3 separate regions of the Homo sapiens genome follow, and regions 2 and 3 are each linked to region 1. Evidence: chromatin loops called from intact Hi-C (ENCODE). Cell type or tissue: endothelial cell of umbilical vein. All regions are shown on one strand. Links, peaks and the distances in the headings refer to the core of each region. The heading gives the core; the rest is flanking DNA.

What was found. A loop is a pair of places that touch in the nucleus more often than their neighbours do. Peaks named below come from ENCODE experiments on the same cell type or tissue, not always from the same donor. Only the 100,000 strongest peaks of a DNase experiment are listed, where the experiment ranks them.
Region 2: it touches region 1 in a loop (4-fold over the local background); 3 of 110 quality-filtered maps call a loop at or near these places.
Region 3: a loop joins it to region 1, with 6 times the contacts of the local background. A loop is called at or near these places in 7 of 110 quality-filtered maps.

Annotation. Positions count from the first base shown.
Region 1 is chr1:213,118,441-213,126,727 of GRCh38, reverse strand. All of the region lies in intron 5 of RPS6KC1 (ribosomal protein S6 kinase C1), which reads right to left. Among named protein-coding and RNA genes, the nearest start is that of RPS6KC1, 71 kb to the right of the region's middle. In endothelial cell of umbilical vein, for the core only: a CTCF peak has its summit at 4,072 (motif pointing left); DNase peaks (open chromatin) are centred at 2,977 and 4,027; H3K27ac peaks cover 198 bases.
Region 2 is chr1:214,209,456-214,217,742 of GRCh38, reverse strand. No RefSeq gene overlaps it. Among named protein-coding and RNA genes, the nearest start is that of SMYD2, 68 kb to the left of the region's middle. In endothelial cell of umbilical vein, for the core only: a CTCF peak has its summit at 3,624 (motif pointing left); a DNase peak (open chromatin) is centred at 3,392; H3K27me3 peaks cover 367 bases.
Region 3 is chr1:213,559,622-213,567,908 of GRCh38, reverse strand. It overlaps a transcript of RPS6KC1 not described here. Among named protein-coding and RNA genes, the nearest start is that of LINC00538, 360 kb to the left of the region's middle. In endothelial cell of umbilical vein, for the core only: a CTCF peak has its summit at 3,503 (motif pointing left); a DNase peak (open chromatin) is centred at 3,508.

The DNA.
Region 1 (8,287 bases), core at 2,389-6,388:
ATAATTTTCCCATCACAAAACCACAAAATCATATTCTTTTAATTTTTTTAACTATTTAAAAATGCAAAAACCATTCTTAGTTTTCAGGCCATACAAAAACAGGTGGCAGGCCAGATTCAGCCCATAGAACATAGTTTTGCCAACCCCTATTTTAAATTCAAATTGCCTACTTCATATCAAATAAAGTAAGTTAGGGTAAAAACATGTTACTGGCCACTAAGCTCAAATTTCTAATCAGCTTTAGATGCTGCTTTGGCACCCTGTCAATATATATCCTCATTTTCAACTTTTTTTCAACTTCTTAGAATGCCCCAAAAGAACAAATTCTATTCCCAAAAAGCAACAGATTTCATTAAACCGACAATCTCAAATGAGATTCATTGAGCCTAGTGAAAATCTTTTCAGTCCTCTGACATTTCAGCCATACGGACAGTAACAGTACTTCATAATAAGAATCTTTTATAGCAATCTACAGTTATTTATCTACTATCCTAAGAAATATATATAAATTTTATGAGATTTTTCTTGTCATTTTAAATATTTTATGTATTTCAATGTAAACTTATTTCCTTAAATGATGCCAATATATAATCTAGCCCATTGAAACTGATAAACAAATAGATAAGGTTGAAAAAAGTTCTGGTTTATATAGCTAATCACAAAAGAAAGGAAATGCTGTATTAGAGATCTCTTTTGTCTGTTCTCTGGTATCTTGTCACTATAACCTTCACACCATCTATCACATTGTTCTGTTTCATGTTTTGCCCCATTTTTCCTTTTAACAATAACAATAACACCAAAGGGCAAGCGGGCAAAGTTATGTATACTCTGTTTCTTGGCTTTTGACCACAAAAAACTGGTACCATAGTCATATTTCCTCTTACCTTTCAAATCATATTTTATTAGCAATGAGAATCATGATTAAATGAGATTAGATCAAAAAAGTAAGACCATTAAAATACCTAGAGAGAAAGATAGTAAGATTAAGTAAATAAACATTCTATACAAAGCATTCCTTTTCAAATTCTAAATAATTTCTTAATTCGGCATCTTTAAAAGCAAGCAAACACACACACACACACACACACACACACACACACAAGCAGATAAAAAAGAGAAATTTATATAGCCAAACCAGAAGAAGCAAAGAGAAATAAAAAGACATCTACTTTAACCTTTTTAGAGGACAATTTGCCAATGCATATCAAAAGCGCAAAATTGCTTCTTTCACCCAGAAATTCAGCAATTTATACCAAAACCTATCAGAGGTGTACAAAAAAGATCTACATACAAGAATGTCCATCTGTCCATCACAAAAATTAGTAAAAATGTGGCAATAACAAATTCCTAATAATAGATTATGATATCTCCTTATGATAAAATATTATACAGCTATTAAAATCATTTTATAGAATATTTAATGCTAAAGTGTCTTATATTATGCAAAAACAACAAACTACAAATGAGTATGTATACTTAATTCTACTTTAAAAACAAACACACACAGAAAAAAGGCTAGAAACATACACTATTAACAGTGATTTTCTGTGTATGGTAAGATTATAGGTAATTCTATAATATAGAATTTAATAATATACTTTGTGTATGGTAAGCCCTTAAGTTCAGTATCTGAAAGATATCAAAAGAGATGCATCAAGGGCCAATATTGGGAATTTATCTGAGTAAAAGAAAGTTATACAGGCATCATTTGTGAAATATAAACCTCTATGGATCAACCAGCAGCTAGCGTCAAGAATTCCAAACTTAAAAAAGGAGTTAGACACAAGTACAAAGGCAGATCTGTTTAAAGCAGGCAAACCCCTGACACCTCTTCCTTGCCCACCTTATTCCTTTAATTATCCTCTTGAAGTTGCATCTTACCATGCCTGAAAAGCCTAACCCTACCATATCTCCTCGACCACACAATGCAACCAATCATCTTCTAGTACTCACTGATATCTTTCTCTTCCATATTTAAGCAGTTTCTAAATTCCCTTCTTCTCAATGACGTATTCTCCGGCCAGCTCGAGGAAGATAACATTTAAAAACTCCTTTCACCACCACAGCAATGAATCTTATTTATAAACATATTATATGTAAATATTCAATGCCTAGTTTATTTATATTATATACTTAACACATCTGCTTAATACAGTGCTTGTTCAACTCCTAGAAATCACACTACAATTCAACTTATTTCATACAAAACTATATATAAATATCATACGAAACGCAAACTAGCTCCCTGAAGCCCAGAAAGAAAGTTAACAAGAAAGATATAGGGAGCAACAAGCAAGTGACAGGTTCTCAGTCTAGGTAGGAAGGACATTGTGGATAAGGCAGGGCAATCACTGACATTTGACATAATACAGAGACTATTTGTCAAAAGTTAAACCAACCTGAAGTCAACCCCATACTTAAAGAGGCCCTCTGGGCCATCGCAAGAGTAAAAGGTGCATCCTTCACCAACACCATCAAGGCAAAAACCTAAGCTTTTTTTGGAAGTGATACAAGGGGAAAAAGTCAAAGGTTCTATGAAAGCGTTCTGCCTCCAGGTTCGTATCACAGAAATTCAAGTCTCAGGGCTATTAGAGGGCCCCAGGTGACTTGTTAAAAAGCAGCTACAGACATAGGCGTTTATTTAGCATCCCAGTTCACCTACCTACCCTTACCTCTGTGCTTTGAACTGCTCAGAGTAGGGCAGTATAGTGAAATCTGTCTAGGACACCATCTCTGAAAGACAGGCCCCAGGGGAACAGGTTGAGTTGCCATAGAATAAATCTTTATACTATAAACTATCAGAAATCTGTATTTGAAGACCATCTGTAAAAAGAGATCGGTTTCCTTTAGAACAACAGGTGGTCTCTCATGGGTGACTATATATAAAATACATGGCCTCATTATTATTAGCTGATAGCTTTCACTGAGCCCTGAGGTTCAAATATTGCCATAGTCAACAAAAAGGAATTTCTATTTTTCCTAGTAGCAATGACTCATGCGCCATGCACAAAGCAAGTTATCTAGCCAGTAGAACAAAGGTTACCCTAAGGTAGAAGACATACATACCAGTTTCCATTAAGAAAGAAGCCCTTATAAATATGATTTTAAGTGAATACCTAAATCCAAAGCTTAATGCTAGTTAAGATTCCTGTATGTGATTCCCTATTCATCATTTAGTAATAGCTATTGTTACAAAAAAGAACCTTTCCTTTGAAGTTTCACATTTTTATAACGTTCTTGGGTCATGTCTATTATGCTTCATCCTTGAAAATGTACAAAAAGAGCCTCAGAATACCTCGTACAGATTTGGTAAAACAACAAAATAAGCCCAGAAAACAACACAGCAATCTTAATTACAACCCTAATACTGCTATCTTATCATAATAAAGATCCATCACTTGGCTTCATTTTTTGCCAAATGAACTTTATACTCTGCTACTCTCCATAACTTTCTCTAGCCTCCAGGACATCAAGCCCATTACCAGTATGCAAGTAGCTCATGCTGAGTTTTCTATACCAAATATGTCTTCTCCCCGCCTCCCCTCCATAAAATGAAATCTCTTCATTTCAAAATATAGTTCTGTGAGTGCTATCAAATACCTGGAGTATCTTCGGCACATGGCTAAACTTCTCTGAAATTCAAACTCTGTAATTGTGAAATAAGACATTTAAGTGTATCATTTATAATGATTCCCATGGCATACCATGAATTTTCTGTTATTTGTCCCACCCAACCCCTAAACTCCTAATATCCAATATTATCCTCAATAGCCCTAGAATTTGTAAGAGTCAATATTTATCATCAGTGTCATGTGTATCATTTACACACACTGGTACATTCTCATTTGTGGCTATCTTGGGGGGAAAAAATGACCTGTTGTTTTTGTCAAGCTCCACTACCAAGGAAAATTCAACTGGGGGCAGGGAATAAAAATAAGTTGGGTAAATAAGCACATAACAGAAAAAAGAATCTCTTCAAGCTGAGTATGCAAGAGATATTCTAACATACATAACACCAAAGGGCCTAGAAAAATACCAGTAACAAGATTTAGAGTTCTTATGGTGCCACCTAGTGGACATTTGCACTTAATTTTACTTTAAATTACTTGCACTTTCTATAAATTTACATTTAAATTAATATTTAATACTTTCTGTATTTTGTCATCTCACACTATATTATGTAGTAAATAGACTTTAAGTTTGTCTTGAAAATAGATTTAGGTTATTAAGTAACCAATCATGTGACAAATATTCCTATTTAAAATGATCTTGCCTCAAAGTGTCAAGTTTAAATCTATTAAATGAAAATAACACAAATAATAAGACAAAATAAATGGTATTTCGATACAGATTTTTTTCAAACTTAAATAACTATACACCTTTCCAATTAGACCAACCAGTGCTTTAAATATAATCAACGCCATTCAATTTAACACAGTTTAATCACAATCTTCATGTCTGTCTACACACCGTAAAGAATTATTAGGTGGCTGTAACCACAAAGACAAATTGAGTGATCAGCTTATTGCATGTAGCAGATCTTAAGAATTAATATTCTTAAATGTCTCCTGGAATAACAAAATCTACCCCCACCTGCCATCAAATAAACATACAAATCTTGACCTTAATGTCATTTAAGGGATCCGTTACAAAGACGAGCAATAGATGCTATCCTCAAAATGCACATTTCATTTACTTTAAAATAGTTAATTCAAGACAGTTTAATAGATCCTTTCGTGTCTCTACAATAGTTACAATAAGCACTTGAGGAGTTCTTAATTCACAATTTCCAGCCAAAAAAAGGTGGGGGTAGATTTTGTTATTCCAGAAGACATTTAAGCATATTCATTCTTAAGATATGCTACATACAATAAGCTGATCATTCAATTTTTCTTTGTGGTTACAATTACCTAATTATTTTCTCTCATTTGCTGCATGAACCAGAAAAAATGTCCCTCCCCAAACTGAAAAGTGATGTATTAGGAAGAGGAAATGACACAGGTTACCAGATGAGACTATACCAACATCCAAGTCTCTGATATCAAGGCCAGCATGGCACCAAAGCAATCTACACCCTTCAAAAAGGCCAACAGGTGAGAGAAATATGTCAAGGAGCTCAACTGATATGCACCGATTTGGGCAGGTTTCTACAAATGTCCTAGTAACTTCACGGCTAAATTTAATTCAAGGAAAAGACATAAGTTGAAATAGACATAATAGAAATAAGATGTTAGCAACCAATTACATCTTCTTTCATCTTTGAAAAAATATAGTTTAACTTCTTTGAACAAAGGAGATAAAGAGTAACCAGGATTTCATTTTTAAAATGTAAAACAATATTTTGTTTAAAAACCTACCAAATAATTTCTTAATTTTCAATTTCATATTAAACAAACTATATTTACCAGTTTATCACCAAATTATTTTTTACAAAACCTTAAAGGGGTTTCTCTATCCCATGCTACTACAAAGTAACTGTAATTTTAAAAAACAGGCCAAGCACAGTGGCTCACACCCATAATGCGAGCACTTTGGGAGGCCAAGGCCAGGAGAATCACTTGCGTCTAAGAGTTCGAGAGCTGCCTGGGCAGCACAGTGAGACCCCATTTCTACAAAAAATTTAAAAAGAAAAATTAGCCAGGCATGGTTGTGCCTGCCTGTAGTCCCAGCTACTCAGGAGGCTGAGGAAGGAGAATCACTTGAGCCCAGGACATGAAGGCTGCACTAAGCCTGGGTAACACGGTGAGACCCTATCACAAAACAAATAAACAGACACCCAGATCGTCATGTTTTCCTCAGAAAACTTTCATTTCAAAGTATATTAGGATCTGTTGACTGCATTTTAAGATATTAACAAAAATAATGATCACTTCACCTCTACCTCTGTTCTCTGAGAAGTGATCAACTTGCCATGTCACTCTAACTGTAACTAAAGAACATTGAAACAGCAGACTATATATTAAGATTTACCCCCTCTGCCTCACTCCACCAGCTAGCTAATTCACAAATATGAAAAATGACAATCCACCTTTAAAACATGGCTTAAAATAGTACATTTAGAGAAGTTTTCATGGGGTGAATCACTTCCTCACATTTTAGCTCTAAATCCAAAACACAAGCATTTGTCACCACGATCCCTCTAACAACCCTCCATTTCACTGCGTACCTGTGGGGCTTGGCTGGCTGCTGGCTTTCCTGCTCTTTTGCTACTAGATGTTCCTCTCCCTGGTTGTCTCCAGAGTTTGCAGACCTTTTGGTATGAAGTAAATCTTCCACTTTCCCACTATGCCAAACAATCTTACGATATTTAAAAGCCATTTTCCCTCTCAAATAACAATGAATTTGCAAGCTGTCTGACACTTTGATCTATCTGTATTTATCAACCTAATATCTTTCAGCAGGATTAATTTGCCAGGCATGCAACTTTTAAAGGGAGGGGAGAAAAACAACATAACCATTAACAGCATTTCCAGTTCCATGGTTTTCATTCTTCATGGATCACAGTGTGTTTCAGAGATGGTAACATAGTTGAAAAACTAAACCGCACTGACAGGATAAAATGTCAATATTCCTTTTAGATGTCATAAGTCATTTTCCGTGTTTTTGACAGAAATGTTAGCCCCAATTTCTCTCATAAAAGCACATTCCTAAAAGATAAATCCTTCCAAAGAAAACACATCTTTTTGAAACTTCAGAGGTAAACTCTGAAACAACTGCTTTAGGAAGGGTCACCCTTACAGCTCAGTTTGCCTGAGGCTGTCCTGTGTCATGTTTGTGGTCTTGGTATAATTATTAATAGCACTGTCTATAATTCTCAGAAGTGTCCCAGTTTGGAGAATAAACTACATGCTCACCCTAGCTTTAGGTTGTGTCTCCTTTAGCATTAATACAGCCATCTGTTCACCTTGAACAGCATCAGTATTTTAGAATACCATCCCAAGAAACCTCATTCCTAATAATCATGCTTCTCCCTTTCTGGCCTAGACTACAGCAAAGAACAGAAAGATCTCTGCAGAGCTTGCATCCATGATTGCCTTATACTAAAATAGGCTCCTAAGATACCGTTCTTTCACCATGGTTGACTCCCACCTAGTAACAGAAGCTTATTATAGATATCAGAAGAATATAACTACTCCCATATCACAGAACCTTTGATTCTTGTATCAAAAAAATAGAGAAAAGAAACATTCTGCATTTCTGACTATTGCACTCCTCATTGAATACTCTCATATATATATATATATATATATATATATATATATATATATATATATATATATATATATATATATATATATATATGCCCAGGCTGGAGTGCAGTGGCGTGATCTTGGCTCACTGCAACCTCCACCCCCATGGTTCAGGCAATTCTCATGCCTCAGCCTCCCAAGTAGCTGGGATTACAGGCACCAGCCACCTTGTCTGGCTAATTTTTGTGTTTTTAGTAGAGACAGGGTTTCACCATATTGGCCAGGCTGGTCTCAAATTCCTGACCTCAAGTGATCCGCCTGCCTTGGCCTCCCAAAAGTGCTAGGATTACAAGCGTGAGCCACCATGCCCAGCCTCTCCTACAAATATTTCTAACTCTCCTACTTGTTCTCACAGAATCAGTATGGAATCAGGTGGAAAATGTGCACTCCTCTTTCTCAGGAGTAGGGAAACTGAGGCAACAGCCAGCTTAGGTTATACAGAAAAGTCACCTTCCGAGGAAACTGGTTCTATTAGAATCACATTGGGATCCCAAGCAGGGACTAGATTTTCCAAACCTTCGCAAGGATCTCTGATTAAAATAGGTCACAAAGAACAGATATTTTACCACCACCGCCCCCGACACACACACAAAAAAAATAATAGATTATAAAGTAAAATTACTGTCAACAATGTTTTTCTATGACCCTGGCAGAATCAGGGTGGAGTCAAAGATACTGAGAACTCAGTGAAGACCCCTGGGCATGTGGCCCCCATGCATTACACAGAACACTAAGTTTAAATAAATAGATGCTAAGTCAATGGAAAGTACAATGAAAAAGAATAAAAGCTAACCACTTCTCAATACGGTAGTACCAAAAGAAAAAAAAAACTTAAGTGCACCAGCCCACATAATAAATAAGAACACGTTGCTCTTACCAAATCACGATGGAAATTTACTGCAAGAGATTTATGTTAGTGTGGCTGCTGCTGTATGACAGGAGTACATACCCTCACAAAAACAACACTACAATGAGATGATGGCTACCTCATCCTCATAAAGCATCCTCCTCCACCATAAACTCTTACTCATGAAAGA
Region 2 (8,287 bases), core at 1,610-5,609, 1.1 Mb before region 1:
TGTTCCTCATGAGGGGAGTACAAAAGAGAAATGGCGGCGACTTTCAAGCAATTCTTGTGAAATGAATGGATGGAAGGCCAGCACAACAAACCCATATAAACAGATTCTCAAATGTGTATGATTTCTGCTATGGATGCAGCTCTTGCAGGAAGAGTCCTCCAAGCTTGGAGCAAGGAATCTGCTCTGGGGGATGATGTTGAAAGCGTATCCCAATCCGCCTTCTCCCCTTCATGTCTCATCCCTCGGCTGTTGCATGGGGCATGTGTCCCTCTTCAAGTAGATCCTAGGTCAAGAAGGGCCCATGGAACTTTGACTCTTGTACATAGGTGTAATGGCTTGAGTTTTTATTTTACTTGTAAGAGAATCCTCTCCTTAGGTAATGGGCTACTTTTCACCAAACATGTGGACTTTTCTCCTTGTAGTCTTCATCCCTGCTACATAAAGGGTGGAATACAACTCCTGCTATTGTAGTGTGTTGTTTCATTAGCATTGCACTTTTGGAATACTGCTATTTGGGAACTACTTTCATGCCATTTCATTGCTCAAGAAAGATCCTGGTTAAATTTCCAAATTTAGAGATAGTCCTTATGCTTTCATCACTTTGTAGTTTAATTCTAGACAGAAAACCCACAGCTCTGAAGATAAGCATGCTACCTGAATAACCAGGCTGCCTGAAATCCTGCCTAACCCTGGAAGCATTGCAGTTGCATGAGTACAAAAGGAGGGAATTCCCCTGAAGGCAAAAATGAAGTCTGTCTGGTCCTGCTGAATACCTATGTCTGGCCCAGCACCTGGCACATAGTGCATGCTCAATAAATATTTGTTCAGTGAAGGAGAACAAACAGCAAATGCAATTTAATAACTCTCCCCAGTCCTTGAAAATGTTCCTGTCTGCATCACATTCTGACACAGCTGGTATCTAATGGACAGCCATTAGGTACAAGGGCTCCATGTTTCACATTTGCCAATTCATCGAATCCTTCTAGCCATCCTGTGGTATTGCTTAAAAAATCAAATCTAACAATTACAGTTTTCTCACCAGACTTGAGTAGAATATGCTTGCTAAACTTGTCCCAAACTTTTCCTGTAGTGTCAGGTTTTACCTACAAAAATTCAAGGCAGGCTGGGGCAAAATTTCTTTAGCAGCCTGGAAGCTCAACACATTTCCCTGTTACAGCGTAACAACAGAGTAGTTCTCTGGGGCGTTATCTGCTTTTAAAGTTAAAAAATATTGTAAAAGTATCAATATGCTTTGCCAAACATTCAAACCATACAGAAGCATATTTAAGCAAATACGTTACATGCCTGGTCTCTTCTCTCTTCCCCAGACCTTTCTCTGTGAACTTCATTCACCATAGGTGGCTACCACAGCCACCCATCACCTTCAGATGCTTCCCTGAACTCCTTCTGGGCCTTTCCCTAAGAGCATAGTATTCACATTGCTTTGCAACCTTGGTTTTTTAATTTAACCATATGTTGTGGACATCTTCCAGGTCAGTACATTTGATTTAACTCATTCTTTTTATCGGCTGCCAAGCAGTGATGAGCTGCCAGTACCTAACATTTGTTGAATGTGTCTATGTACCAAGTACCAGGTGTCATTTTTATTTTATTCTCACAAAAACCATATGAGATAGGTACTTTTTTCTATCCTATTTTTGTATGAGGAAACTGAGGGTTTTAAAAAATTATAATCCACTTAACTAGTCCCTATTAAGGCATAGTTAATTGAATATATATTTATACACACATACACACATCTGTAGGGTAAGTCCTGGATTCATTCATCCCACACTGATTTTTGAGAGCCCACTATGTGCCAAGAAATGTGGTAGGCACTAGGAATGCTGTGTTGAAGACAATATAGATCCTGCTTCAGTGGCGCTTATACAGTAGTGCCTAGACAGGCAAGAGTCATGACATCAGGTGGTGACGTAAGCTAAGAACAATAAGACAGTGGAGGGAATGGAGAGTGACAGAGTTACTATTCCAGAGTGTGTGGTCAGGAAAGACTTCTCTGGTGAGAGACTTGATGAAGCAAGGGAGAGAACATTCTGGAACAGGAAATCAAAGATGGAAATGTGGCAGGTTCAAGGACAGAAGAGCATATCAAGGATAACTCCAGGGTTCCGGGACTTCACTAATATGCTGAGTGGCAGGGCCATTTACTAAGAGGGGATGGGGAGCAGGAGCAGTTTTGAGAAGGTAGGGGAAAGGAAAAAGAATTCCATCGTGGACTGATGTTTGCTGTGTTTATTACACATCCAAAGGGAGGTGTTCAGAAAGGAGCCTGGGGTGCAGAGGAGAGGTCAGGGCTGGAGACTTAATTTGGCCACTGTCAGTCTATGAGACATGTTGAAAGATACAGGACTGACTGAGTGCACCTGAGTGAGGGAGGCAGAGAAGACCAGAATTTCTAAGTCAAGGAAATGCAAACATATTCCTAAATGTTGTCAAATTGTTCTTGAAAAAGTTTTGCCAACTTATACTTACCAATACCCCAGGAGAAGGCTGACTCCATACCCAGGGGTGAAAAATAAACTATTGTTTCCATTTAAATTTGTATTTATTTACTATGAATTAAATTGAGCACATTTCCAATGTTTCATTGGCCCTTTGCTCCATTTTATCCTGTGATATGCCTCTTCATGCCGTTTGCCCATCTGATCAATTGATAAGAATATTGATTTACAGGATTTATTGATCTATACATTTATTGATTTATAAGAGCTCTTAGAATATTTATATTTAAGAACATTAATTCTTTGTCATATGTTTTACAGCTTTTTATTTTTTCTTCTGATTTTCAAAGTGCTTTTTGAAGTTCAGATGATTAAAAGTTTTATGTAGTCAAGTCTAATAATATCTTTTCCTTTTAAAGCTTCTGAGTTCAATACTTAGAGCGGTCTTTTAAAATCTAAGACGGCAATAGGATTCCCCAGGTTTTCTTGTAATTAAAAGTTTCCAGTGTGTCTGATTTCTCTTATTTTCACTGCAGAATTACTCAGCAAAGGAATCCATGGAACTAATTTCTTTTTAGGCTCATTTGGCAACAGTTTGCTGCTGGTGAAGCAGGAGGAGGTTAAATAGCAGCTGCCAAGCTTTTGGTTGTGCCCAGAGCCCAGCACACGATAGGTGCTTAACATATCTTTACTGAAGGAATGCTTTGCTGGCTTTTGTTTTAACATGGGTAAAACTCTTCATAGTTGCCAAGTACTTCCCTGATGTTATCTCTTCCGAAGCTCCAGCCTTTCCTGCAGTAGAAAAAGGGGCCGGGGAGGAGGCCAGGGTGACTTGGTCAGCACTGACCAGAGCTAGGGACGACAGCTTTATAGAGGAAACGCCTCGCAGACGCCACTGGGGCAGTTCCTCTTCACCTTTCTTGGATTTGGTGACTGGAGAATTTCAAATACACAATTGCAGTTTCTACTCTGGAGCTCGCTTTGAGGAAGGAGAAAGTGTTTGCTACTCTAAACGAAATATATTGTAGGCAAAATGCATTTTGTTTTGCAAGCAGGGAGCTAGTGTGTGTGTGTGTGTGTGTGTGTGTGTGTGTGTGTGTGTGTGTGTGGTGGGGGGGGGGGTCCCAGTTTCCAGTCCTTTTCTTGTCACTTTCTGCCATCTACTGGCCATAGCACAAAATACTCTGGAATGACTTCAATGATGCCTATGAAGAAAGAGGCTTTATTCCTGTACGTTCTCAACCTGAAATGTAATTTCCCAGATAAATTTTGCCATAATTCACCAGGATCCAACATTTATTTTTTTCAAAATAACAGTTCTGTGAAGGGACTGAATTATTTGAGCAATGACTTTATTATTTTTGTTCCTTTGTCTGAGAAGCAGTATTTGAACTCTGACCACCTGAGTTTAAATATTGGCTGTATAATTTATTGTCTGTGTGACCTTCAGCAAGAAACTCAACCCCTCAGTGCCTTATTCTCCTCATTTGCAATGTGGATTTGATACTAGATCTTGCCTCTTAGGGTTTTGCTTAGATTACGTTGAGTTCTCAAATATAAAGCATATAGTATCTTGCACTGCAAGAGTACTCCATAAATGTTATCTGTTATTTGCTTGAAATCTATGTGAGTTTAGGTAGGCATTACTCTGGGACATAGAGAATTCCATAAATTAGGTATTTATAACCTATGCCCAATATTTGTGTACCAATTTTGTTTCCAAACTGCTTGCATTTTAACTCTGGAAATTCAGCCCAAAAACAGCAGCCTCTGTTCTGGAGCCCTCTTTATTACCTCCTGCTGGAATAATCCATATTACCTCTGAGCTCCCATAGCCCAGTATCTGGTCCTCTCTTGGACTGACGATTTCACCTTGGAATGTGAACTTGTCTCGCCTTGTACATTGCCTGGGTCCCTGAGGGTAAGACGCAGTCTGATTCATCATTATCTCTCACAGTCTCCCTTACACTATGTTATTCAGCAACTACTCAACAAATATTTGTTGAAAAGCCGAATGAATAATCTCATTTGATTCTCCCAGGAATCCTGAGTCAGGTACAGCAGATATGAATTGTGCACACTGAATAGATGAGGAATTGTGAGACTTGCCCCAGATGAGATGGAATGGGGCTAGAATTCAAGGCTGGGGAGAGTCTGTGACATGCCAAGAATGTGCATGAAAGAGAATCAAGGGAGCAACATAGAGGAAAAGGCTCATCCCCAGCCCGTATGCAATGGAGCTACACACTGAAGAATAATTTTGGTGGGGCTAGGAGGAAGGGTTTCGTGTCTGAAGCTGATCTTCTGGCTGTCATGCCTCATCCAAGTCCCACGGAACTGCATTTTCATAGTCCAGTGCCAACTTCCACATTTCCACTGTCTCATCAATGATTGTCAGTCTCATGACTAATGCTTTGGGACTAGATGTCAAAATATTTATTTCTCAAAATCACTTATGATTGTCAAGGGGCCACAGAACCCCTTCAGAATATCCCTGTTACTTATGATTAGGTACAAAGATCCTAGCTTTACTGGGAGTCAGGGACCATGAAGATGTCTCTATTCTATTATTCTCTATTACATTTTCATCCTTTGCTTCCACAGACGAAGGCCAAGTGAGTCTCTCCTGATGATGTTCAACCTTCATTCAACAAGTTGAATAATTACAACAAGCCATAATTACTGTTGTACATGTGTACAACAAGTGCCTATGGAGCACCTGCTAGGGGCCATGTTATGCTGGGTGCACAGGGAAGATGTGGTCCTTGTCCTCTTGCTTACAACCAGGAGGAAAGCCAATTGCACATATGAGCCATTGATATCAGTCAGCCTGGAGAGTTTGATTTTAACTGGATAACTCAATCTAAACATTTTTTTTTAAGTAGAACTCTTTGGGTGATTTCAGACATACAGAGGCTGACTGGCCAAGGAATCTATTCCTCTTTCTAATATTAGAAAGGAATATATTCTTAGGAATCTATTCTTCTATCTAATATTTATTGTCTTTAGGCTCACTTTTGCATTCTTTCGTAAAAGGTGGCCAAGTATCAAGAAAAGGCAACCCTTTCCCACACCTGCAGCTACTAGCTGGTCATCACCCCAAAGAGAAGGCCTCTAGCTGAGAATAAAAGTGGTACATCTTTACAGTCTAACAGATACCCTTCCCTTGTGTCAGAAACCATATCTCAGATTTGTAGGGAGGTGAGACTACATAGCTAGGAGATATTATGGATCCTAGTGAAACATTCTAACCCCAGTAGTAGGGGTAGCACATGACAGTGTTAGGACCTGATGAGACATTATTGTCCCTCTGGAACCTGGGGCTGCTGGAGAAATTGGCCTGTATCCCCCAAGGACACCTTAGCTGTGGAGGTTACATGGGGTTCTCAGCCCAGCCAACAGACACTGTACATGTCAGCAGTGGTGTGATGCCAGCTCTTGGGTGTGGCAGATGGGACAAAGAAAGTGGAGGGTTTTCTCCTCTGTCCAGCTCTCTTAAGTAACTAAACTTTGGCCCCCAATTCCCCGACCCCCACTGCTGATTTTCTGTAGCCCATCCAAGCAAATGAGATCAGAGAACCAAACCAGACCAGAAATGTGATATCTTTTTCCTCCCTATTCCTCATCTACCAGAGCTCTATGATTTTCACCAGTCTAGCCAGGAGAGAGAGCTCTGAATGAAGAGTAACTGAGACAATAATATTCAAGTATCCTAGACCATGCTAAATCTCTAGAGCTGGGTAATGTAAGTGTTTGGCTTTCAGCAGAGCAAAGTGGAAAAATGTGAGGCAGACAGAAGGTGTTTGAATCTCCCACTGTTAGCTTGGTAGCCACAGGCAAGTCATTCACCTTTGCATTTGTTTCCTCATTCGAAAAATGGAAATGCTAATATATCCCTTTCAGATCCATTATAAGGATTAAAAATGTATAAAGCATGGAGCATAATACAGCATCTATTATTATTGTGAAGAATATGTTGTCTTGCCCTCAAGAGACTTGTAGTGTAGTTTGGAGAACTAAGACCATCACAATAACAATCACAAGAATGTGGTCTGTAACAAACAAATGCCTGCGCAAGTCAGATAGAAATTGAAAGTAGGGAGAAAATTATCCCACCAATTCCACTACACCTGCTCAGTTTTGTCCAAATACATTTATTAAACATTTACCATGTAGCAGGCTATATTGTCATAGTTGTGTAATTTACAGGTTCAGGAGTAGTGCAATTTACAGGTTCAGAAAGACCTGGCTTTGAATCCTGTCTCTACCATTTACCAGAGGTATGACTTTGGCCATTACTTAAACTCTCTGGCTTTGGCCATTACTTAAACTCTGAGTTTATTACCGAGTGTCCTCATCTGTAGGATAGGGTTGTTAATAGTACCTGGCTCACAGGTTGCTGTGAGTAATAAATGAATTAATGTATATAATATATATTATATATATATACTGTAAGTAGTAAATATATAAGTATATAAGTATATATAATACTGAGTTATAAATGAATTAATATATGTAAAGGAAACAGCAAAGTCCCTGACACATTGTAAGTGCTCAATGAACAGTTGCTGCTATCATCATCGTCATCATCATTATCATCATCACCACCACCACCACCAGCACCACCAGTCCCTATGCTTAATGTCAGGGATTTTAAAAATGAATGATACATTTTCTGCCTTCAAGCACTTCACAGTTCAGTAGGTCCTCGTATTCCATTGAATCCCAGAAGCCTTTGGTAAGTGATCCAGGTGAACATAACCTATTTTTCTAGAACAGAAACAAATTTTGCTTAGGAAATTTGCAATATTTTGACCTAGAGCAGGGCATTGGCTTTTACCCAACGACGTCTGCTTTGGGAATGTGCTTCCCTAGAGCTCCCTGTGAAACTGAGATAGAGATTTGAGTCTTTCCTAGGCCTATTGGTTTTTACAAGAGTGAAATTTATCCTGTTCAGTCCTCATAATTATGCAAGTGAACAGACTTATTTATAGATCAGGAGTCTCAACTTACTGTATCCTTTTATATATATATATATATATTTATGCATAGCTGTGGCTTATATATTCCAGGGTATTCTAGAGTTCCCCAAAAATATGATTGAGCTGCAATTGTACTACATAAGATTAGGAAAGATTGTACTACATTTAATTAGGAAAGTAGCATTTTAGAATTAAAATGCATAAAAGTCATAAAGTGTGCTGCAGAAAAAGGATTTCCTAGTATCTGAACTCAGAATTGAGGATTTCACTCCTGGTTTATGGGGTTAGAGTGGTAGAATCACGAGAGCTTATTAAAGTCATTTAATCTAAGAATATTGAATGGTTACGTGTAACTCTGCTCAGAGGTGGGGGCTAGACCAATTGGTTTTAAAGTTTTTTTTGCTTTGCAGTGTTTAGCTCAGCTGATGGAAAGATGAAAAGAACACAGAACAGTTAAGTGGGAACTCCCACCAATCACAGGCTACATGGAATTCTCATAAGTTTTTCAAAGCTGTCCCCAAACTATCTATAACAAGTTAGCACCACTAAGGAGAAGGACATCTGTGTATTTTTAGACAGAAAAGTGCTGTCTCCTTGTCACTTTGTAGAAAACCCTTTTCTCTCTGCTTCCTCTCATTGGGCCTTCTGATATCTCAGAAGGGAAAGGAGCTACCTGGTAAATAAAGATAAGCTGTGCTTATTAGCAGAGATTTGCAAGGAAAGTGGCTGTTTAAAAAGGGATAAGGAGGTCATTGTGTTCCTCTGGCTCTAAAGCAGGGACTCATTTTCCCCAGCCAGGGCAGAGCAGCCACGAGGAGCTGAGCGAGTTGCTGGCCACCCCAG
Region 3 (8,287 bases), core at 1,610-5,609, 440 kb before region 1:
GTTACTGACATTACTGACCCAGGCAGAGTAACTTTCCCAGGCCAGGGATGGGTTTCTCTAGCCTTGCAAGACAAGGGAACAAAAGCCTATACATTGGAATCATTCAAATGTTGGGAGAATCTCAACTCCATTACAATTACTAGCTGGTAAGACCTGGAGAAGCTGCTAATCCCTCTACACGTGTATTTCCTGCAATAATAATTCATATATTTTAGGGTTGTGAAGAATTAATACAATAATCCAAGTGAAATGCCTAACACAACTTTCATTTCTGGTATTGTATGGGATCAGATTACTTCAAGACTCTCCAAATATTAAACACCTAGAAAATGCTGAATAAGTTATAATGAACATTCTTTTAAAAGCAATAATTGGAAAGTGAGAGAAATTTCCAGAAACCCCAAACAAAGGGAGAACTGAAAACTAGAGTGGAACCCCAGAGCTGATACTGCAGCTGCCTGTGGGAGAGCTGCCAGATTATGTCACGTAAGGACTTAAGTGTAAGTGTCCACATGGAGTCGGGAGTTAGGTCTTGAGCCTACATGATACAAAGAAGTGAAATGCACATCCCATTTCCCCCCAGTATAAAGCCAGAAGCCTTGAAGCACCTCCTTAGATGTAGGATGAAATATACACAATCCACACTCAAACTCAGAAAGATGATCAAAAAGCTTAGCCGTCTCATACTAGGCTCTGGATGAGGGGAAAAAAATAGTCTCCTCTGATAACACATGATCACAGGTGTGACTTCATATGGGCTTGAGTTCAACTTTACTGTAGATGCATATTCTAGAAATTAATATAAAAAGTGACTAAGACCCATGACCTTGATGTGCCTGATAAAAACAAATGAAAAAATTTCTCTGAAGGGAAATAATGTTTCTCAAGCTAGAGGAGTCCTTCAGATAAATGTCCACCAACCATACATTACAATCCAAATTTATAAAAGAGCACATAAGGAAGCAATCCACAATGAGCAAAAGAGTCAGCAGACACAGCAAATAGCAGAATTTTAACTCCTGATAACATCCACTTAAAATAAACTATCAGAATTAAGCTAAAAATAAATGTTTAAAATGATGAAACATTTAAAAGAATCAAAAAGACAATACAACAAAATGACAATTATATTGAGAAAGGAATTAAAGAGAATTTCTAGAAACAAAAAAAAACATAGTCATAGTTATAGCATAGTTATAGCAGGCTAGACATAGCTGAAGAGAGAGTCAGTAAACTGAAAAATCTGAGGAATGAAAGATCTGAAGGTACCCGAATTGTAACACAAATTGAGAGCACCCAAATTGCAGAACAGAGAGGCAAAGAAATGTGAAAAAAGGGAGCAAAATATGAGAATGATAGGTTGAGAAATTTCACCCAGCATTAATAGGAAATCCAGAAGAGAGGAAAGGCAATATCCAAAAAAAAAAAAAAAAAAAAAAAAAAAAAAAAAAAAAAAAAAAAAAAAAAAAAACTAAAGGCTGAGAAGTTCCAAGAATTGAAAAAGAAGTAACTTTATGAGACCTGAGAGCAATAAAAGTCAACCTAAATACATGTCAGTGAAAGTTCAGAACACAAAAAGCAAAGAAAAGATGTTCAATAAAACCATGAAGAAAGTACAGGTTACTTTTTAAATAGGAATAATTATTAGACTGACAACAGTCCATTTTCCCCTAAATTTTATTTTAACATTTTCAAACACAGAGCAGAGTTGACAGAATTTCATAGTGAACACTTGTATAAACACTATGTAGGTACTACCAATAATATTTTACTCCATTTCATTGTATTTGCTTTATCACATATCTATCCATCTATCCATCTCTGCATTCATCCAACAATCTCTCATTTGCTTTTTGTTGTTGCTCTTTTATTTGGGGTGTTTGTGTGTGTGCATTTCACAGCAAATTACAGACATTTCTACACTTTTTCACTTTTTTTTTTTTTTTTTTGAGATGGAGTTTCACTCTTGTTGCCCAGGCTGGAGTGCAATGGCATGATCTCGGCTCACCACAACCTCTGCTTCCCAGGTTCAAATGATTCTCCTGCCTCAGCCTCCTGAATAGCTGGGATTACAGGCATGAGCCACCATGCCCAGCCTACAGGTTTTCTTAAATCTGTCAGCAAGGATTTCATTAATGAAGTTCGATATTTGTTTATGGATTTTTTTATATCAAATTTGCATGCAATGAAATATACAAATAATAAGTGTACATTGGTGTGCAACTCAAACACATATCAAATATAAAATAGTACCATCATCCACAGAAATTTCCCTTGTGTCCCTTTCTAGTCAAAATCCATCCCTATTCCCTTCAAAGTCAATCACTATTCTAAAGTTTTTCCACTGTAGATTAGTTTTATTGCGCTAGAGTTGCACATAAATGGAATTCTACATTTTTATGTAAGACTTCTTTCACTTAGTATACTAATTTTGAGATTCATCCATGGTGTTACACGTACCAGGAGTTCATCCCTTTTTATTGTTGAGTACTTTTCCATTATATGAGCATACCAATTTATTCATCCATCCTGCTGGTGGATATCTGGCCTCTTTCTACTCTAAGGACATTATCAATAAAGCTGCTGTGAACATTCTTGAACAAGTCTTTTTGTGAATGTATTTTTCTGTTTCTCTTAGTAAATACCTGAGAGTAGAATTGCTAAGTCATGGCGTAGGTGTGTACATTTATAAAAGACTGATCCCTTTCTCCAAATTTGTTATACAATTTTACATTTCTAATATATGAATTTCTGTTGTTATACATCTTTGCCAACATTCACTTTTAAAAACAAAATTTAACCTTTCTGGTGGAAGTTTAGTAGTATGTCACTCACTGTGGTTTTAATTTAAATGTTTTTCATGACTAGTAATGTTGAACACTTTTTAATGGACTTATTGGCCAGTTGAATGTCTTGCTTTATGAAGTGTTTATTCACAACTTTTGCTGACAACATACTTCTGAACAGCAACACGATAAAACAGAAAACAAGAAAGTAATATTTCATCAGTCAGGGTCCAGTATGGAGACTAAAGCTATATCAGTAACTTACACACACAAAAATTATTACGGTGAATTGTTAACTAATAAAAGGTTGTTAATTGTCAAACTGGGCAAAGCAAACCATAAGGTATAGGGAGGTAGGAACCACAGAAACAAATTACTAACCTTTGGGCTGAGAGAAAAGTGAACAAGAAGAAACTTAAAAATCTCAGAGGAGGGGATCCTGCAAAGTTGAAATTTAGACCTTTGAGGAAAAGGGGTAGTTGTCATAGGAACATGGTGCCTGTTGATATGGTGACAAAGAAACTGACCACTACTGAGCTACAAGAGCTGAAAGCCACTTTCCAATGTGGCAACAAAGAAACTGACTGAAGGACACCACAAATGAACAATGACCCCTATACCCTGATCTGCTCATTGCTGAACTATAAAACAGAATACCAGAAGGAACAAAGTTCCCTCTTCCTTCTTTTCCCAGGCTTTCAGTGTCCCTCTTGTGCCCTCTATTGGCAGAACCTAACACTAAGCCATCTGTCAAGGGAGAAATGTAATCTACAGAGTTTAGGTCCAATATCACAAAGTGTGGCAAAGAAGGGTGGTTTCAGAGCTAAGAAGCAATAAATTAACAACAGACATAAATATATTCAAAGTGCTGAGAAAAAATATGCCTGTGTACCCAGAATTTTATACCCAGTTAACCTATCATTTAAAAGTGAAGGCATAATAATGACTAAAAACGATTTTCTCTTTGTTATACTTTATACAACACATATAGGAGAAAATATGCAACATATAGGTAAGTTAAGACTTTTTCAGACAATTAAAATCTGAGAATTCATTACTAACAGTAATAAATGCAAGAACTATTATGGTACTTTCCCTCAAAGAGAAAATTGAATCCAGAAAAAAAAAGTAAAATACAAAAAAAAAAAAAGAGGTAAGCAAAAAAACTTGGTAAACATTTGAGTAAATAAATGGTAAGCAAATAAATTGGTAAAATTATAGGTAAATATAAATGAAAAATTACAGTATGAATAATTATAAAATAATAATTAATTTAGCGTATAAAAGTAAAGAGTAATTAAAATACTGGCCAACCATATGAAGATGAAAAGAAATGATCAGAATTAAAATGTTTTAAGCTCCTTGCATTTTTGGAAGACAGGTAGAATTCAAGGCCTTACTCCTTAACAATCTAGAAACATGATTGGTACTCCCTGGAAATGTACAACACAATCCTAGATGATATTTTCCAAGTCAAGTGTACAGGATATAATGTTAAGTTTACCTCTAAAGAACAGAGGTAAAATGAAAAACCTTAAAATCAGTAGAAAACAGAAAATAAAGTTTGATCAACTCCAAATAAAGTGGGAATGAAGAGTAAAAGAAAAAAAGTTTAACCACAATAAGTGGGAAACAAAATCTTTGGAGAAATAAATCTAAATGTATCAGTAATTGTAACAAATATAAATGAACTAAAATTCCAAAGTAAAAGACAGAGATTTTCTTATTGCTTTTTAAAAAATCAGATATATAATCTGTACAAAGACCTAGCCAAAATATAGCAGCATAAAATATTAAAAGAATGGAAAAAAAGATATATAAAAGATATATATCAACTGATAGAAACTTGATGTCACCACATTGATATCAGATGAAATAGATTTTAAGAATTATTAAAGAGGGGCTTTTTACAATGGTAAAAAGGACAATTTATCAGGAAAATAAGACAATTGCAAATGCCTATACACATAACATAACTCTGAAATATATGAAACAAAAATTAATAGACTTTCAAAGAGAAATTGACAAATCCAGCAATATGGTGACAGATAATATATTTCTTTCAAAGAGTAAATCAGGCAGACAGAAAAATGAATAAAGATATAGAAGATTCAACAACACCATTAACAAACTTTAAAGACATACAAAGAACTTTTCAGGGCAAGGCATGGTGGCTCACACCTGTAATCCCAACACTTTGGGAGGCCAAGGCAAGAGGACCACTTCAGGCCAGGAGTTCAAGACCAGCCTGGGCAACATATTGAGGCCCTGACTCTGCAAAATATTTAAAACTTATCTAGGGATAGTGGCACACACTTGTGATCATAGCTACTTGGAAAGCGGAAGTGGGAGGATCGCCTGTGCCCAGGAGTTCAGGATTACAATGAGCTCTCATTACACCACTGCACCTGAGCCAGGGTGACAGAGTGAGACTGTCTCTGTAAAACAGAACTTTGGCCAGGCGCAGTGGCTGACACCTGTAATCCCTGCACTTTGGGAGGCCAAGGCAGGCAGATCACAAGGTCAGGACATCAAGACCATCCTGGCAACTAAAAAATACAAAAAGTTAGCCGGGCGTGGTGGCCGGCAACTGTAGTCCCAGCTACTTGGGAGGCTGAGGCAGGAGAATGGCGTGAACCCGGGAGGCGGAGCTTGCAGTGAGCCGAGATCGCACCACTGCACTCCAGCCTGAGCGACAGAGCAAGACTCCGTCTCAAAAAAAAAAAAAAAAAAAAAAAAAAAAAAAAAAAAAAAAAAAAAAAACAGAACTTTTCAGGAAATTTTACGGAATATATTATTTTTAAGCACACATAAAGCACTGATAAAACTTGATCATATGCTGGGCTGCAAAGCAAATTTCAATACCAAAACTTGGTATCAAACAGACCAAATGCCCTGACCATTATACAAATAAATTAAAAGTTAATTATGAAAAGTCTTTGATGATTTCAAAAGCATACTTCTAAGTAAACTGCATAACACATCCCAAGACAGAGCATAAGACCTTTAACAATACTAGTCTTCATCCAACTAATTGACATCGCCAAGCCCAGTTCCTCATTTTGCTAACAGCTAGCATTTTATAGATGCTGCTCAAGGTCAAAGGTAAAATTAGTGGCTCTACAACAGAAGGAAGGAATCTGGCCTCAAAGGATATTGAAAGTGCAACCTTGACCCTACTGGGCTTGTGCCCCCAACAACTGACCTCCAGGAATTTAAAAGTACTTTAATCTGGAAAGTTCGACTTATATTATTCCTGGGGTAGACACATCCAGGTAGAGTTTCCCTTCTGCCATTTCAAAGAACAAAGTAACTCTCTCAAAGCTGAATTGGGCTATCTGCTCTCAAAAATATTTTAGAGAAAAGGAGCTGCTCAGTGGGGCTGGGTTATGTATTAGTGGGTGAGTGAGGGGGACCCAAATACCAAAAATGCTTCACTGTTTCTCCAAAGCTGACCCCAAAGAAAAGGGCACTGATCCCAGAAAAGAGAGGAGAGTAGCACATTGTGCACAGCATGGACTCAGGGCAACAGTGGTAAGGGAGCCCAGCTGTCTGTACCCTCATCTGCACACACCTAGCATCCCTTTGCTCTGAGCAGTGGACATACCATGAGGGCATTGCTGTACAAATGACATAAGAAGGAATTCCACCTTAACTAAAATATCAGCCTGCTTCTGGTGATTTTGGTAAATATGACTTCAGTCCTCTAGAACATCCATTCTCAAAGCAGGTAATATCACCCCAAGAGGGCAAAATTTGGTTCAGCGTGGTTGGAAGGTCAAAAAAAAATTAGCTATTACAATGGTTTATGGCTTTCCAAAGAACCACAGCACATAAATAGATTTACAGTATATCTGTGGTATAAAATTTCATGGGAAGGGGACACAATTAGGGAAAAGAAAGTCTTCAAAGACTCTATAAGGGGGCAGTCATGAGGATAAAAATGTTGAGAAACACTGCTTTAGCAGATAATACCCGAGTAGACGTATATTTGAGACTGGTGACCAGACCCTGCTCTGAGGTAATCCTATATGTAAGCCCCTAATCAACTAACCTCTCTTTCATTGCCAGCTTATAAATCTCAAGGAAAGGCATCAATCATATTAATGAGGGACCATGAGCCCAACTCTCTATTTTCCAATCAACCTCTTAGCAAATATTTATTTGGTACCTTCTGCAGCTATGCTGTACAATATGGTAGCAACATGGAAGGATGAGCTAGTATCTCCATCTGGGGCAAAAAGCAGGCTTGCCCACTGCTTACTATGAAAGGGTGAGTTACCCAAGCTCAGGATTCCCCCAACTGTGACACAAATACACCTCATGTGCCACATCCATCTGGGCCCTTTACATCATCCTCGTGAGATTTGGTGGGGGGGAGTTACATTTGTTTTCTATCACAGAGTAAAAAATTATCACAAAATTGGCAGCTTAAAATAATACTCATTTATTAGGTCATAGTTCTGTCGGTCACAAGGCCAGGCAGAGTTCCCTACTTAGGGTCTCAAAGGTTAAAATTAAAATATTGCCAGGCTGTGTTCTCATATGTAGGCTCTGGGAAAAAATTTACTTTCACACTTACACAGGTTGTTGGCAGAATTTAATTCCTCGTGATTGTATATCCGAGGTCCCCGTTTTCCTTACTGGCTGTCAGCAGGGTCCACACTCAGCTCAGAGAGGCCACCTGCATTCCTTGCCACATGGTCCCCTCCATGTCAAAGAAGCCATGTCTTCTTTGACAGTAAGAAATGGAGAATTTCATATTGCCAAATCTCTGCCATATTTTAAATATTTATGACTTCTCTGTCTCTGACCTCTAAACCCAGATTTAAAGGGGCCAGGTGAATAGGTCAGGCTCATCTACTTAATCTCCCTATTTTAAGGTTACCTGACTTGAGATCTTAATTATATCTGACAAATTCCTTTACAGCAGCGTTTGATTAAATAATTGGAAGAAGGTATGTGTATATCAGGGGCTGGGAGTCATTGGGGCCATTTAGAATTTTGCCTATTACAGGAGACTAGGGGAACTAAAGTAAACATGTTGATGTTCATGTTGCTTGCTGTGTCATGAGTAATAAAGTCCTTTATCTCTGAACCAAGAGTTTCATCATCTCTTCTGTCAGCATCCGTGAAATACTATAAGTAGCTTATTAGAAGGATGAAGTAAAATACCTGCTACGACATACACGTTGGATTTCAAAGACTTAGTATGAAAAAAAGCCTAAGTATGTAAAACATCTCATTAATAATTTTTATATTGATTCTATATTGAAATGGTAACATTTTGGAATAATGGGTTAAGTAAAATATATTATTAAAATTAATTTTACCTGATTATGTTTACTTTTTAATGTGGTTACTATAAAAAAATTAAATTACACATAGAAGAGGCTTGCATTATTTTTCCATCCAATAGCACTGATCTATATGCCTAGACAATACTAAAGTCCCAGGCCCTCGGGCAAAGGTTGCAGCACAAAAGCTTTGTCCTACAGATG